2 separate regions of the Homo sapiens genome follow, and region 2 is linked to region 1. A link is an interaction called in ENCODE POLR2A ChIA-PET data of the cell type or tissue named here. Cell type or tissue: MCF 10A. All regions are shown on one strand.

Evidence for each region. ChIA-PET counts read pairs that join two places held together with the same protein. Peaks named below come from ENCODE experiments on the same cell type or tissue, not always from the same donor. Only the 100,000 strongest peaks of a DNase experiment are listed, where the experiment ranks them.
Region 2: POLR2A ChIA-PET joins it to region 1 with 19 read pairs; 8 of 35 experiments call an interaction of 5 or more read pairs at or near these places.

The regions. Positions count from the first base shown.
Region 1 is chr5:168,286,622-168,294,621 of GRCh38, reverse strand. It overlaps WWC1 (WW and C2 domain containing 1), which reads right to left and starts at 2,977. Exons shown (of 23, transcript NM_015238.3): 1 at 2,351-2,977. The coding sequence starts at 2,469. RefSeq lists silencers at 2,165-2,584, 2,685-3,204 and an enhancer at 4,349-4,428. In MCF 10A, no CTCF peak of the experiment used is centred here; DNase peaks (open chromatin) are centred at 2,201, 3,071 and 6,081.
Region 2 is chr5:168,407,931-168,415,930 of GRCh38, reverse strand. WWC1 (WW and C2 domain containing 1) reads right to left here. Exons shown (of 23, transcript NM_015238.3): 7 at 7,278-7,424; 8 at 5,936-6,009; 9 at 1,341-1,583. Among named protein-coding and RNA genes, the nearest start is that of RARS1, 75 kb to the left of the region's middle. RefSeq lists an enhancer at 5,401-6,600. In MCF 10A, no CTCF peak of the experiment used is centred here; DNase peaks (open chromatin) are centred at 2,710, 4,640, 5,700 and 6,040.

The DNA of each region.
Region 1 (8,000 bases):
AAAAAACCAAAAGCAAACAAAAAAACCAATGACACAAGATGAAGAAGGTGAGCTGCTCACCTAAGTGCCACTATGTTTCTGCCGCCTCTCCATGGCTTGCCAATCTGCTTAAAAACAAAGGCTGGGCAGGTGAGGTGCTGTGGCCTTAGGCTGGCCACAGTACCTAGCTAAAATATACTAACCCTGGTTTTTTGTTTTTTTTGTTTGCCTATCTTTTTTGTTTCCCCTGTATGACAATAGATATAACTAGTTTCCCATTTGTGAAAATGGTACACATATTTTTAAAGTGAGTTGATCTAAAGTCAAGGAGTAAGTAAGCAATAGCACAGGTGGATATAGCAAAAAAAAATCATGGAGGTGGTCCATGTAACACTAAAATTTGGGAGATTGTGCTCCAGCCAATCAGTTCTTCATAGAAGCTACTTACTTACCCTTTTCCAAGGGTAAAGAATTACTGTTGAGAGGGGCCTCCTATTGCTGTATTAGAAGTCCCCAGATGCATGATTATCAGTGTTGGCAGGGGCGGTCCTTTCCCTCCAACAGGACGTCCACCTGCTAACAGCACACAGGCCTCCGTAAACTACAGGGACCTAAATTGGGGCAGGTCACATATGTTTGAACTTGTGTCTGTTCTGAGAAAAGGACAAGAGAAAAGGTGCTGCCAAGTTCACCAACACAGTAGCAGAGCTGGCAACTGACCCGAGTAAGGGTGGGGAAGCAGTGTGTCAGGGTGACAAGTTTGCAGGTTAGAACTTCAGAGCTGGTGAAGAACTGGTACGCAGAATGGCAGAAAAATCAAAATACTTGAGCAAATCACACCTCTGGGCTTCAAATTTTCTCTTATGTTTCAAATGGGAGTTGGGCGCTGATGTACGTCCCTTCCAAGTTTTAAGCATCCCAATATTCCCTTCCAAGCAAACTTTTTAAATTCAGGGAAATGGTGGGCTCCCCCATCTGACAAACAGGGAAACTGAGGCTCAGAGGTTGAAGCAGCTTGCCTAAGAGATGCTCTCTAGCACTAAATATTTACCTTCCAGATTACATTCATGAGACATTCAGCATGGTGCTGAGTGTAGAGGAGGCATCCAGGAAGCGCTGAATGAACGAATGAATGAATGAATGAAAGTAAGTGCTCCCAGAAACTACCGAGAATCTCAACTCTCATTTTCTTTCCGCTTATATTCTTTTTTTGACCCACATCTTGCTACATACACTTCTGGGACACCTCCACCCCCACCACACAAGATGAAGAGTCCAAGAAATTCACCTTGGTTGCTTTACAGGGACCTGACCCCCAAGGTCACAGACAAGGTTTAAAGTCCGCATTCCCCAAGACACTCTGCCCACAGACCGTGTCAACAACATCGTGGTCCGGGGACTCTAGGACATACATGGAGAGGGTGAATGTATGTGTGTGTGTGCAGCATGTGAGCAAAGAAATGCCAAACAACCAGGAGAAAGTCTGGAGAGGTAAGAGCCACACCGAGCTATCTCAGGCTCCATCTGCCTCTGCACATTATCTCAACCTACAGCGGCCTGGTACCCACCAAGGTCAGGTCCCGCTGGTGCAGGGCTGAGGAGCCTCGCCGCCCCCTTCCCCGATCAGGGAAGAAAGAGAGGAGAAAGAGGCGAGGGGCAAGGCTTTCCGGGAGGCCTCTCACCTCCATCTCCATCCTAACAGCTTCCAAGTTGCTGCCAGATTCCTGGATAACCAGTCTCCCTCATCTGCCCTCCCCCGCTTCTTCACTTCCTCCCCACCCTCGGGTTCCAGGGCCCCCTGGCTGCCCCTGTGCTGTTCTCAGCAGCTTCCAAGGCACCTGTCAAAAAGCACACCTCAGGTTGCCTTCCTCTGCGCCGAGTGCCCTCTCTCCAGTGGTCTCCCACGGAATCCTGGGGTCTTGACCACCCCCTCTAACCGGACACTTCCCCATCCCCATCCGCCCACCCCCCACGCTGGGTGGAAGCCTCCCCGGGAAGACCCGGCTTCACCCGGCTAGGTCGCTCCCCCAACCCCCGCCCCCGCCCGACCTCTCTTCCTAAAGGGGGCGGGCGGGGCTAGAGCTTAAGGTCAAAACTCCGGGCAGGTGCCGGCTGGGGCCTAAGTCCTCCAACTGGGGATGGCGGTGGGGCAGCCTGGGCCAGCTCCCCGGCAGGCGCCTCCTCTCGGTGGCCCACTGAGGCGGGAGCAGCGCTCCAGAAGGTTGGGGGGAGCAGGGGGTGGCGAACTGAAGAGAGCTCAAGAGGCACGCAGAGCTCCCCTGCCCCCTCCCAGTCCCGGCCGGCGGCTCCAGGGGCAGGTGGGGGCCCAGGCGGGGGTGTGGGGGCACGGAGGAGGGTTCCAGGGTCCTACCTGTCCCGCGGGTCGATCCAGCTGGTGGTGCGGTTCGTGTGGTCTATGTAGTAGACCTTGCCGTCGAAGTCGCGCGCCTCCTCCCAGCCCTCCGGCAGGGGCAGCTCCGGCCGGGGCATCTTCCCAAGCGCTGCCGGCGCTCCCCCATGCAGCTCCCGGCCGCAGCGGGGGCTCAGCGGCTCCAGCCGGCCGCTCTTAGCCCGGGCGGCCGCCGAGGCACCATGATCCGGGGGGTGGCGCCCGCAGATGGGGGGCCCTAGTAGGGGCCGGCCGGGGTGGCGCCGCTGTCCATGCGGCCCTGCAGCCCCGACCCGGCGCCGCCCGCTCCTCCCGCCGCCGGCCTCTCACGCTGCCATGTGCGTCCGCAGCGGCGCGGTGCGAGCCCGGGTGCGCGCCCAGCCGGCCGGGCAGAGCGAGCCGAGCGCCGCCGCCGCCGCCGTCTGCCCTCCTCCGCCGCGCGGCGCGCTGCGCCCTCCACGCCGCCGCTGCCGCTGCCGCCTCCCTCCTCCCTGCAGCCGGGTGCCGTCCCTCCTCTCCGCTCCACCGCTCTGAGCTCGCCGGGTTTGTGACTTCTGCCTCCGCCAGGTGCGGCTCGGGCGGTGCAGGTAACCGCGCTGCCCCGGAAACGGGAGGCGGAGCGCCGGGCGCCTGGGTTCCCGGGTCCCCTCCCCGCGCGCAGCGCCTCGAGGGCGGGTCCTAGGGCCCGAGACGCGCCCCCTCGTGGGACAGTCCCAGCCGCCGGCCACCCTTACGCTGCCCCTGCCAGGGGAAGGAGAGACCGCCCCTCACCTGCGTCCCAGACCTAGGGGGCTGGGCCAAAAACCGCTCTGCCTGTACTTAAAACGCTCCTGTCTCTCTCCACCCGGAGTAGCCAGGCTCTCGGCACAGGTGGCCCCAAATCTTAAAAACTCCCTGCTTTTCTGTGGTGTAGAATCAGGAGTCAGGCAAGAAGTGGTTAAATGGAAACATTCTTGCGAATTGGGAAACATAAGTTTTCCAGGATCTCTGGTCCCTTCCCCCAACACAGGCACCATCTGTCTCCTTCTATTCAACTCTCCCTACGACGTTTCGCCCACCCTCCACCCTTCCCCACCATTTGGAAATGTAGCTGGCTCCCCTCAGGGTCCCTAAAATTAGGAGCGCTGTGGATCCGCTTTCCTGGGAGGACTTCCAGAGGGTGTCAGGGAAAACACTTTGTAAAAGTAATAGTAATGCCATTGTTATTGTTAGCTAAATTGAGGACTTACTTGTGACAGGCTGTGGCTAGCAGCTTCACAGGCTTTCTTTCCTGTGATACTTTGAGGTAGGTGTGTTATGGATTTGGGAGAAGTGGGGCTATGAAAAAGAAGAAAGTAAGCAAAGCAAAATTCCATCTTGAAAAATGTTCAAGAGAATAAAACAATCAGAGACACAATGTTTCTTGAGAAATTAAAAATGTAGAATTAGTGGGTGCGGTGGCTCACGCCTGTAATCCCAGCACTTTGGGAGGGTGAGGCAGACAGATTACCTGAGGTCAGGATTTCAGACCAGCCTGGCCAACATAGTGAACCCCATCTCTACTAAAAAATAATAATAATAAATTAGCTGGGCGTGGTGGTGCACGCCCGTAGTCCCAGCTACTCGGGAGGCTGAGGCATGAGAATCACTTCAACCTGGGAGGTGGAGGTTGCAGTGAGCCAAGATCGCACCACTGCACTCCAGCCTGGGCAACAAAGCGAGACTCTGTCTCAAATAAATAAATAAATAAATTTAAAATGTAGCATTAAATACAAAAAGCAAGCTAGCATGATTGAGTGAATGATCAACTGGCTGTTCACTTCCCCATCTCCTCTTACATCTGTGTACTGAGTGGGAATTTAACCCTTTTTTGCCCTCGGCATATGGCAGGAAGCTGGACTGGTCGAATGAAGCCCAGTTGGGTGTCTTCTCTTGCCTGAGCCCCACGGTCTTCCAGAAGAACCAGCACCCTGTGCTGTATGGACCAGGGTGTTGCTGAGCCAGAGAGGGAATCATGTTTGTGGTCTCATCTCCTCTTGACAGAAAAGACCCACCAGAGTGAGCCTCGCCTCCAAATGCCTTCTTCATAGTTAATTCCTTCCCTGAGGCCAGGCCTCGGGGCTCAGTGCTTGGCCCTCCTTCATTCCATAAATACCAGGCACCAGAGTCCAGGGACACCAGCCTCAGACTGGCCCTCAACACCCAAAAGTTGGAATTCCCCATTCCTTTATGGGGGAATTCCCACAGCCCTCTACACTTCCTCTGTTTGGGTCAAGCCTTTACTACATAAAAACCCACTATTGATTAGAGCAGTAGCCCCAAAGCAAAGCCAACCTGGTGCTAGGTTCTTTGAATACATGATCTCAATCTTCATAACAACCCTCTGGCATAGGAAAGTCTATTTATTATACCCATTTTACAGATGAGGCTCCAAGATGCTTTGTTGTTGGCCTGGGATACAGAGCTCATAAGACAGACTAGGTCTGACTCTAGTGCAGTGTTCTCAGTTATTAACCTATACTTTCTTTTTTTCTTTTTTTGAGATGGAGTCTCCCCCCATCCCCCAGGCTGGAGTGCAGTGGCATGATCTCGGCTCACTACAACCTCTGCCTCCCAGATTCAAGCAATTCTCCTGCCTCAGCTTCCAGAGTAGCTGGGATTACAGGCCTGCGCCACCACGCCCAGCTAATTTTTGTATTTTTCAGTAGAGCTGGAGTTTCACCATATTGGCCAGGCTGGTCTCGAACTCCTGACCTCAGGTGATCCGCCCACCTCAGCCTCCCAAAGTGCTGGGCTTACAGACATGAGCCACCTTGCCTGGCTGACTTTCTTTCTTTCTTTCTTTTTATTTTTGAGACGGAGTCTCGCTCTGTCACCCAGATTGGAGACTTTCTTTCTTTTTTAAATCACTCTGCAGCCTCAGAACTTCCCCATGGTTGGGATGTGGAACATGACTGATACTGACAAATGTTCATCTCTGTTGATGTTTGCTTCATAGTTTTTTGGTTGAGAAGCAAGAGCTCTAGAATCAGGCTGTTTGGGTCCCAAGCCCACCCGGTTTTCTAGCTGTGTGACCTTGGGCAGCTTGCTTCACTGAAGTCTCAGTCTTTGATTTGAAAAAAAATCACATAACAATATGGACTCCTTTGGGCTTGTGGTTAGGGCAAAGCAGGAGGAGAAATGTGAGGGCTTGGCACTCAGCAGCACGCCTTCATCTCAGGGGCTGTGGTGCGGTGCATTCGGAGCACCGTGCCTGGCAGCAGACACACCTCTATGAAATGTGGACCATTTGAAGTATTTTCTGTTCAAAACACAAATCCACGTCCTTTCCCCTTCTGAAAATTATGCCTGCTTGCTTGCAACAGTCCTCCTAATTGCTGATTTTTTTTTTTTTGGCCTTATTTTTCAACCAAGCCTTTTTACTGGTTGGCATTGATTGTGAAGAGAAAACACCTTTTAGACTGCCAAGTCCCACTTTCGTTTTAGTCCAGCCACCCAAACCCTGGCATTTTCCAAATGGCTTGCTTCTTTGGACCTTTTGACCTGGCCTGGGAAGCAAGAAAGAGAGACCAGAGCAGGAATTGACTCCTGAATTAAGGCCTAGGTCTGTTCGCTCTTTTTACCTCCCATCCACCCCCAACGAAAGAATCCCAGGTTATCTCGCAGAAGCGGCAAGCAGGGTGAGGTAATAAAACAGATGACTGCCTGCCCCATGTGATGGCGCGTGAATCATCCCGGACATTCTGCGAGGCTGAGGGCAAACGTGAAAGAGATTAAAGGTAAAACCGGCTCAGCCACATGATAGGCTGAATTGGACGTTACTCTACAGGTGACTGAACTGCAGGAATCCGAACTGAAGACAAGAAGCCCAGCCCTCTCCTGGCCACCCTCCTGGGGCTGCGTCTGGCTGCCCGCGTGTGGAGTTGAAGGAGACAGGCTTGGGCAGTGTTGGGCAGTGCAGAAGTGACCACAGGCCAAGCCTTTCTAATGACAAAGGCCACATCCCGGTGGCCCAGAGGAATCACCTGAGCCTGAGACAGGCTGTCTTGTTTTTAAAAACGATGCGCACTTGAACCCTTTTCTCCACTGCAACTGCAGGGAAGAAAGGCCGTTATCCACACGTGTTTTAGAGTGTTTCAGAGAGCCAGAGTCACATATTCCATGAAGATGGTAAAGAGGAGAAATTAAATATAAAACAAAGGAACAGATATGTTAGCAAGTCCAGTTTCCTGTTCGCATCTGCATTCTTCAGGGGAAACTGAGGCTTTGAGAACCTCTGCTGAGATTTTGCTTCCTGCTCCATGACTCTACCTCCCTACCTCATGCCGTCCCTCCCACACATCCTGGGGAATGCACAGTTATGTTCTATGATGGAGCCAATAATGTCCCCTTTCTTGAGTCATGCATTATTTGAGGTTCATAAATGTACTGTGGACTCTTTTTTTCCAATGATGGGAAAACACGTCCTAAGCCAGAGAAAATGAGGGTGGAAGAAACCTTGGTAACACGAGAGCCGAGGCAGAAGAGATGGTTTTTTATTTACCTCTCGGTCCTCCGTGCTTAATTCAGTGCTGGGAAATCAACTGAAACAAGTCTTGCACAGCCTACTCATTTTACAAACAGAGAAATGGAGTTTGTGTGAATAATGATTTACTGCCCTAGTTCCTGCTGGTTCCATTTCATAGATGAGCAAACTGAGATTCAGAGAGGCAAAGTGACTTTTCTGTAGTCATGTAGATATCAACTTAGCTGCTTCTAGTGAGTTTTTGCTTCTGGACTCCCAGTGTGGGCTTTAGAGTGCCTGTGAAGGAGAGATTTCAGGGCCATGGTCTGGTTGGGAAAGGAGGTGGGGTGGCCAGGAGACTCTCCTTAAACTCCTACTTATGTTTGGGTTGTGCGTCTATTTGGAGTGGATGGAGGAGGCCATGGAGGTTGATGAGGGCATGCTAAAACTGGTCACAGCTGAGCTGACAATGAGAGGGCAGAGTTGAGGTGGGGTTCTCAATTCTAAGAGGAGGAGATAGTGCCCTGATCCCCCATTGCCTGCCCAGTGCTGTCCACAAGACCCCCCAAGGGGATTGGTGTAGGGGATTTCACAGGCTCAGCGGTCTCTGTGGGAAGAGGGGTACTTTTCTCCCTTTGTTGCCTGTCTTTCCTCCCCACTTGTTTCCTTGCTGGTTCTTTTTATTTATTTATTTATTTATTTATTTATTTATTTATTTATTATTTTTTTTTTGAGACAGAGTGTCACTCTGTTGCCCAGGCTAGAGTGCAGTGGCGCAATCTCGGCTCACTGCAACCTCTGCCTCCTTGGTTCAAGCAATTCTCCTGCCTCAGCCTCCTGAGTAGCTGGGATTACAGGTGCCCGCCACCATGCCTAGCTAATTTTTGTTATTTTTAGTAGAGTCGAGGTTTCGCCATGTTGGCCAGGCTGGTCTCAAACTCTTAACTGAGCTGATTTCTCCTATGTGAGAGGCTGAGGCTGCCAGGAGAGGTTGAGTCCATCCTATTTCTGACTCTCTCATCAAGGGATTCTCTGGGGACTGGGAGCTGTTGTGTCTTTCACTGAAGAGGAAATGAATTATGCACCAAAGGAGGAGGTGGAGATGAAATCTCAGTTTCAAGGGTGGGGGTGTGGAGAGGAGAGAGCAAG
Region 2 (8,000 bases), 120 kb before region 1:
ACTGGGCCTCTGCCTCTGATTTCACTAGAAAAAGGAATTCCCTTGCTCATATTCCAAACACACACACACCACATATGCCACACACACACACACACACACACACACACACACACACGCCCCCCCCCCCCCCCCACACACACACACTTGAAAATCTCTAGCTTCACTTCTAAGCTCCTTACGGGCAGGGACCTTGCTGAATAAAGGCTCCTGCCAAAAAATGGTGAAAATAACTAGAATAGATTTAAAGGTCATGGGGCAGGGACCATGTCTTGTTAATTTCTGAGTGCCCCAAATTGCCTTGCACACACAATCTGTGCAGCAAAAGGTTTCTCAAATGAATGAGTAAACATTGGCTGATGAACAGAATGAATAAATGAACATGAAGCTGGAGAGCTTTGTAAAGCCTATGGTGAACGCAGTGTTGCATTCGGTGCAATGTGGGTGAGGAGGTTGGTGGGAACACTGAAGGAAATAAACAAAGACAATGTCTATAATAAGGTCTAAATTAAAGAATGTAAACCGGTGGCTTTTAGGTTATATCAGGCCCATAGATGAGGCTGATTTGCATATTTTTTTAAAAAAACTTCTGGATTAGTTCCCAATATTTAAAAATAAAAAATCTGAACGACTCTTTTGTTTGAAGTACAGGCAGCTCTGGCAGCCCGAGGCCTGCACTCCCATTTGCTGGAGCAGAGAGACAGCACCTGCTTTAGACCAGTGGGGTCTGTGCACTCTGGTCTAACACAGACCACTGCCAGGTGGGTCTCTAGCATTTCTGTGACCTGCTTGGCTCCTATAAGCATGCCAGTTTGCAACCCCTATCCAGACCAGTGTTTTTCAAACTGCAAACTGCAACCCCTTACTTAGCATGGGGTGAAATCAATTTGGTGAGTCACAAACTGCATGAAACAAAATGCAACAGAAGGGAGAAAACATCAGAGGACCATCAGAGGTAGAAAGAGCATGCACTATTTTGTGAACCTTGGATCAGGTTACAGTATAAAATGTGCATCACTGTCAAAAAGTTGGAAAATGACTGCTTTAAGTTATATAGAGTTATGTGGCTTAATTGAGTCAGAAGATACATTTTTGAACACCTGCACCTAAGCAGACTTTTTGGTAGCATGATTCACCATGCAAAATTCCAGGGTAGCTGGCGCACTGGATGGCAAACCATCTTTCCTGATTTCCTATGTCGGCAACCTGAGAGATCTCTGAACTGAGCGTGCTCAGGGTGGAGCCCAGGGGCCCGGAGCCCCCTCATTCTTCCCCCATCTGGGGGCTGAGGACAGACTGCCAGTGAGAGAAGGGTCCTACACACCCTGGGGCCCCAGCCCCACCTCTCCGTCAGCGCCTTGCTCTGGGTGTCCCGGGCTGCCTGCAGGTCCTTTTCCAGCCGCTTCCGGGCCATCTCCAGCTGCTCCACCTCCCCCTGGGTCCACTTGCGGGGGCTGATGAAGCGCATCTCCTTCAGCAGCTCCTCCTTCTCGTTGATAAGGATCAGCCGGTCCCTCTCTGAGTCCAGCACCCCAGGCCAGGCCTCACTGTCAAGCTTGGCCAGCTGGATCTTCAGGTTGGCGATCCTGGGGGCCAAGAAAGCAAGCATGACTGGTGTGCCTAATGGCACTGAGGGAACAGGAGATGCCATGAAGAAACAGACATCTCAGAGCAATCTTTGACAGTTACTGTCTTCCTTTGATCAGCTTGTCATCTCAAGGAACCTATTTTTTTTCTAAACAAACACATGTGGGTGCCTACCATGTGCCAACAATGAAGTAGGCTCTGCAGGAATGGGGTGCAGACATGAACAAGGCAATGTCCTTGCCCTGTTCCTGGTACAATAGAGATGTGGATTCATCACCAGGCACTAACCTCTTAGCACTGGCTGTGTGGCCTTGGGCAAGTTGCTCATCTCTCTGAATGGAATAACAAAAGCTCTTTCCTCATGTTATTTTGGTTGAAGGTTTTATGATATAATCTGTAACCTGCAAAGCACAGTACTTGGCACATAGTAAGTCCTTGCTACTGTTGTTATGACCTGATGTGACTGCTTATTAGGTATGTAACATTGGGCCAATTCCCCAGGCCTTAAAGATAAGAAAAATTCATTCATCAGAATGATTGGGAAGGGTGTCTGGCACATAACAAGTACTGAGTCACTGACAGTTCTGGACCACTAAGACTACAACTACTGACCGCGTATTCTCAATTCAGAGACAGGTAGTGGCACTGTGTGAACAACTGTGGATTTGGGGTCAGAGGCCTGGAGTTGGAGTCCTGGCTCGCTCTGGCCTTCATGATGGAAGGGACCATTTCTCAAGAAAGCATTTTGGTATCACAAGCTTCTAGCACAGTCACTGGTATATTGCAGGCACTAAATAACAGTTAAAGGAAAGAGCTGGCAGCCTCATCCCTTAACTTCTCTAAGACTCCATATCCTCATCTATAAGGCAGAGATGATATGGTACCTATAGGGTGGGTTATGTGAGAACACAGCATTAAGAGCCCTTTATACATTGCCAGGTGTTATATAGATCTTCAGTATTATTATCATTGGGCCAAAATAAGATCCACAGTATAACAATGAATACTGCTACAAATAGCTAACAACAATCATGACATCATCCTTTAGGACTTGGCCTCTGCAAAGTACCATCAGCTCTCACGCCCTGGCCACCCCATCTCTAAAGGGTGATTAAGATAGGAGTTGTTCACCTGGTTGGACAGATGCCCAGGGAGGATATGATGCACCTAAGACTGCAAATCATAAACGTGGCCAACACTTGTTGAGACCAGAGGCCTCTGGACTCCCAGTTCAATCTTACGTGCAGACAATGTGGCCCAATTCTTATTTTATCAGAACACTGCTGGGGACAAAATTTACCATGATGTGCAGCAAAAATTCCATGTAGAAAAACATACCTAGATTTGCTTGTTCCCCAGGCAAGTGTCCCAGGAGGAATTCTTATACACTTGACCCTTGGTATCTGCAGGGGATTGGTTCCAGGACCTCCCACAGGTACCAAAATTCATGGATGCTCAAGTGCTTTATATAAAATGGCATAGTGTTTACATATAACCTATGCATACTCTCCTGTATACTTTAAATCATCTCTAGATTACTTATAATACCCAACACAATGTAAATGCTATGTAAATAGTTGTTATACTATATTTAAAAATTTGTATTGTTTTTTAATTTTTTTTCCTGGATACTTTTGATCCTTGGTTGGTTGAATCTGCAGATGCAGAACCCGTGGGTACAGAGGACTGACTGTAGTTAGTTATTTAAATTCACATTCATGTATACAGTAATCTATCAAGATCAGCTTTGAGACAACTTTGTAGCTGCTGTTCTGCAGTACTTTGAGAACGAAATGGTATGGTAAGGCCGGGCAGGGGCTCCACCATATGCAGGACATTGGGAAGTGACTGATGCTTTACTGGATATACTTTCTCTTTCCCTATGTCAATGCTCCTTAAATTTCAGGCCTTACATCCTTTTAAGAATCTGATAAACACAACTAGTCTCTCTTCTCAGAAATGCATGTGTGACAAAACTTGACATCCAATGATCAGACCCTCCTTGGATTACAGACACCTCCCTTCCCTCTTTCAAGTCCTGAAGCTTGCTTTCCCATTGAGCAGGCTGCTCTGTCCTTTACACTAAAATGAGCTTCGGGTGGAGGGGCAAGCAAGAGGCTGCATAAAGTCAGATGAGCTAGGAAGCTCTGTGATGAGAAGTCTAATGGCTCAACTCCAGAGAGAGCACTGCAGTCCTTTAGTGTCTCAAGGACTGACCATCTAAGACAGGCATTCCTGCAGGATGGAACAGATCCAAGGTTCAGAGTGGTCCTCTTCAGAGAGAACAAGAAGTGGCTGTCCAAATACAGATGTCTTGCTGTTTTGCTGGACGCCTGGGGGAGCTGAAATAGTACATAGGACATCTGTTTTTTTCTACCTGACCAGTATTCAATTCCTTCTTCTTTTGTTAATAATATTCCAATTTGTCTTTGGGAAATCACTCCTTTCGTACTTTCAAGTCACCTGGTTCCCATACAGCTGACTTTTCCCAGCACTGGAAACACGACGCATGCCTAGACCTTTAGAGAATCCTAATTTTGCCCACCCCCAACTGTCCTGTAACAAAGCTTGGTTCACCCAAAAATGCCAGGGAGTCTCAAACCCAAGGCTAGTTAAAACTATTGGGAAAGGTAGGCCCCCTTTCCACAGGGATTGCTAACCTGGTAGTGTGTAAGCTCCGAATTGCTGGGAGTTGCCTGGCCACATTGACAGGAAAGTCTGCTGGAGGGTAAAGCCAACATAAAGGCAAGCAGGGTGAAGAAAAGGAGAGAGACTGAGTCTGGGTAACATCATCTGAGTCCCTGGATCCAGCTGTGCCTGAAGCTAGGTATCTCAGGACTTTGGAGTTAAATAACACAATACATTCCCTTTTTTGCTTTCTCTGGTTTCTATTAGATTTCTGTCATCTCTGCAAAGAGTTCTACTATTCACACAGAGTTGGCAGAGGGGCAGAGCTGGGCACTGCCATGCTTCACCTGGCCTGGCTGAGAAGGTCCACAGGCCAGGCAACTTAGTCTAGGAAGGAATGGATGCAATGTGCCTGGCTTCCATCCACACCACAATGCCCAGGGCATTCTTTGCCAGTAACACTGGCTCAGAGTACAGAAAGATCATGAACTTGGCCGGGTGCGGTAGCTCACATCTGTAATCCCAGCACTTTGGGAGGCTGAGGTGGGTGGATCACAAGGTCAGGAGACTGAGACCATCCTGGCTAACACGGTGAAACCCCGTCTCTACTAAAAAATACAAAAAAATTAGCCGGGCGTTGTGACGGGTGCCTGTAGTCCCAGCTACTCGGGAGGCTGAGGCAGGAGAATGGCGTGAACCCGGGAGGCGGAGCTTGCAGATCGCGCCACTGCACTCCATCCTGGGTGACAGAGCGAGACTCCGTCTCAAAAAAAAAAAAAAAAAAAAAGCAAAGATCATGAACTTAAAGACAGATTGTCCAGGATTCAAATTCTGCCTCTACCACCTGGAATAGTCATGAAATATCTTGGTCTTACCTTTCTCCTCTCTAACATGGAGATAATAAGATAGACCCTGTGCTATAAGGTTGCTTTTAAAATTAAATGAGAAGATGCATTGCTTTTAAAATTAAATGAGAAGATGCATGCACAAATGTTTTAGTACAATAAACAATCTCAGCCAAGGGTAGTGGTGCGTGCCTGTAATCCCAGCTACTCAGGAGGCTGAGGTGGGAGGATCAATTAAGGCCAGGAGTTCAAGACCAGCCTGAGTAACATAGCGAGACCCTGTCCCTAAAAAAGAAAACAAAGTAATTAAAAATAAAAATCTCTTTAGGCCTATAACAGATGCTCTAAAAATGTCAGCTTTGATTATTATTTTGATTTTACTTGTGGTAGTGGAACCTGATTGCTTAGGATTCTGTGAAGCCACAGAACATCTAAATCCCAGAGGTCTACACTGCTTAAAAGCCCAGCTTGCTCCCAGCTGTGCAGGAGACACTGAAGTGGGTAGTGTCCATAATCTTTTTAGCCTGTTGCTGAAATTCCAGTTGTACTCCTTCAAACCAAAATGCTTACAGGATCATGGGAAAGCCTCGGTTGCAGAAATCAAGACAGGCAAGTGGGAAGATAACTCGGCTTTGAGGTTAAACAGATCTGGGTTCAAAGCATAGTTTCACTCTCTGTCTTGTGAAGTGTCCTGGGTGAGTCATTTCCTCTCTGAATTTCAGAGAGGATGAAAATATAAAAAGTATAATAACTATCTTCATAATCTTTGTGAGGATTAAAGAAGACGAAGTGTGTGAAAAGCTAAGCACAGAGCAGGCATTCTACAATAGTAGTTATTATTTTTGGAACCATCCCGCCCCTAGCCCCAGCCCAATTACCTTCTCTTAGCCTCTTCATATCGAAGGCGCAATCTGACCTTCTCTGCCAACTGATTGTTGCTGTTGATGCCGAACTGGAGGAGAAGAACAAAGTCAGGAATTATGTGGCTGTTGTGGCCGGTGCTGAGTTGGGTTTCGAGGGCTCATGAGAGACTTGACAGCTTGCGTGGGCAGTAGCCAAGAATAGCCCCCGGTGACTGGGCTGGCGGTGCAGATCGCAGGGAAGCTGGTTAAGCAAAAACACTTTCCTCCCTTCAGGCCACGGGAAGAACCGTACGCTCAGACATCGATCACTTTGAAAATAGAAGCCAAAAGCCCAGAATATCATCTTGCAGCCCCAAATGGCTTGGCTTGGTGCCCATTCAAGCCACAGAAGCATGGAGGACAGTTGGTGAGGAGGAAACAGGGATAGCCAATATCAAGAAACTCATTCTAGGGGCACTGGTGAGGGGATCCATAGAAAACTCAGAGGCTGCAGTCAGGAGTGAAACACTGGGTAGTTGGGGAGAAGACCCCTGCACTCACAAAGAGGGGTACAGTTCCTTTACAAATACTTTGGCCTGCAGATGGCTAGTAGCTGGACACATGGTGGTATGGGGAAGGAAGGGACAGCCTCTTTTTCTGTGCTAGTCTGTTAAGAGCAGCAAGAAGCTACAAGGCTCACCGGTCACCCTTGGACAAGTGGGAAGACAGCTATGGAACTTAGATAGGAACAGCATATAGAGGCTGTCCGCCACAGAGGCTGGAAGGCAGATTCGTTCAATGTTGCTGGCTCTAGTAAAACAAAAGCTCTCCAAAAGTTACGAGGCACCATGGTTCAGCCCTACTCTAACTCTTTCCTGAGCCACATCTGGACAGTGCTTTCACTATTCATAACTAGGACTGGACTGAGCTTTGGAACTGGGAGTCAAGCAGCTGCCTGAAAGCTGCATGCATTGTTTTGAGACTAACAGGAGGAAAATATCCTCTGCTGTCCAGCTGGGGAAAGAAAAATGAAAATGGAACTGCAAAATAGTATGGAAAAAAAAAACCAGAGAAAGACATTTTGTCCTTTAAACATGCTTTCTGTGCAGCATTAAGAGACACAAGCACCTGGCCAGGCAATACTCAGGGCCATGACGTCCGTCAGTGCAGGCTTTTCCTCCACAGCATCACATCATATCCTCCTGGGGCCAGGAGGTCTGTAAGAGAACAGAGCTCCAGAGGGCTGAGGCAGCAGCCAGCCCTGCAGAGAACCCCTGGCCAGCTCCCTGGTGAGCCATGAGAAGGCAGCTGTCCATTACAGCAGCCTCCCAGCTGCCATCCTGTGGAAGGCCCCCAGCAACCTGCCCCGTCTACTCACGCTTCCCGAGATGTCTGTCTGGGAGCTCACATCCAGGTACTGTTTCGGTAGCGGGAAACTCGAACTCTCCAGAGAGCTGCTGCTGGACCACAGGTCTGAGTGAGACCCCCTGTCAGTGCGGAAGCCGTCCTTCAACATGGCAAGGCTCTGAAGGAGGGGAGAGCAGGGTTAGTGATGCGCCTTCCCAGGAGGGAGCTCTGGGTCTGCCACGCTCCCTGTGCTTCCCTCTCTACCCTCCCTTAATTTAGGAACCTGTGCCCTCCCCAGATATCCTACTGATCCTGTGATAGAGAGCTAGCAGTGAGTGGGTCCTTGCTGTGTGCCAGGCTCTGCGCTGGGCCTATGACATAGGAGAAACCGGTGTGGATGCCGACTCTGGAGCCACATGCCCTAGTTGGAATCCCTGCTCTGCTGCTTCCCAGCTGTGTGACTTGACCTAGCTGAATAACCTCTCTTTGCCTCAATTTCCTCTCCTATAAAATGGGAATAATCAGCTGGGTGCTCATGCCTGTAATCCCAGTGCTTTGAGAGGCCGAGCTGGGAGGATCACTTGAGGCCAGGAATTCAAGATCAGCCTGGGCAACACAGTGGGACTCCCATCTCTAAAAAAAAAAAAAAAAAAAAATAGCTGGATGTGGCGGTGCATGTCTGTAGTTCCAACTACTTGGGAGGCTGAGGTGGGAGGATTGCTTGAGCCCAGGAGTTTGACGCTGCAGTGAGCTA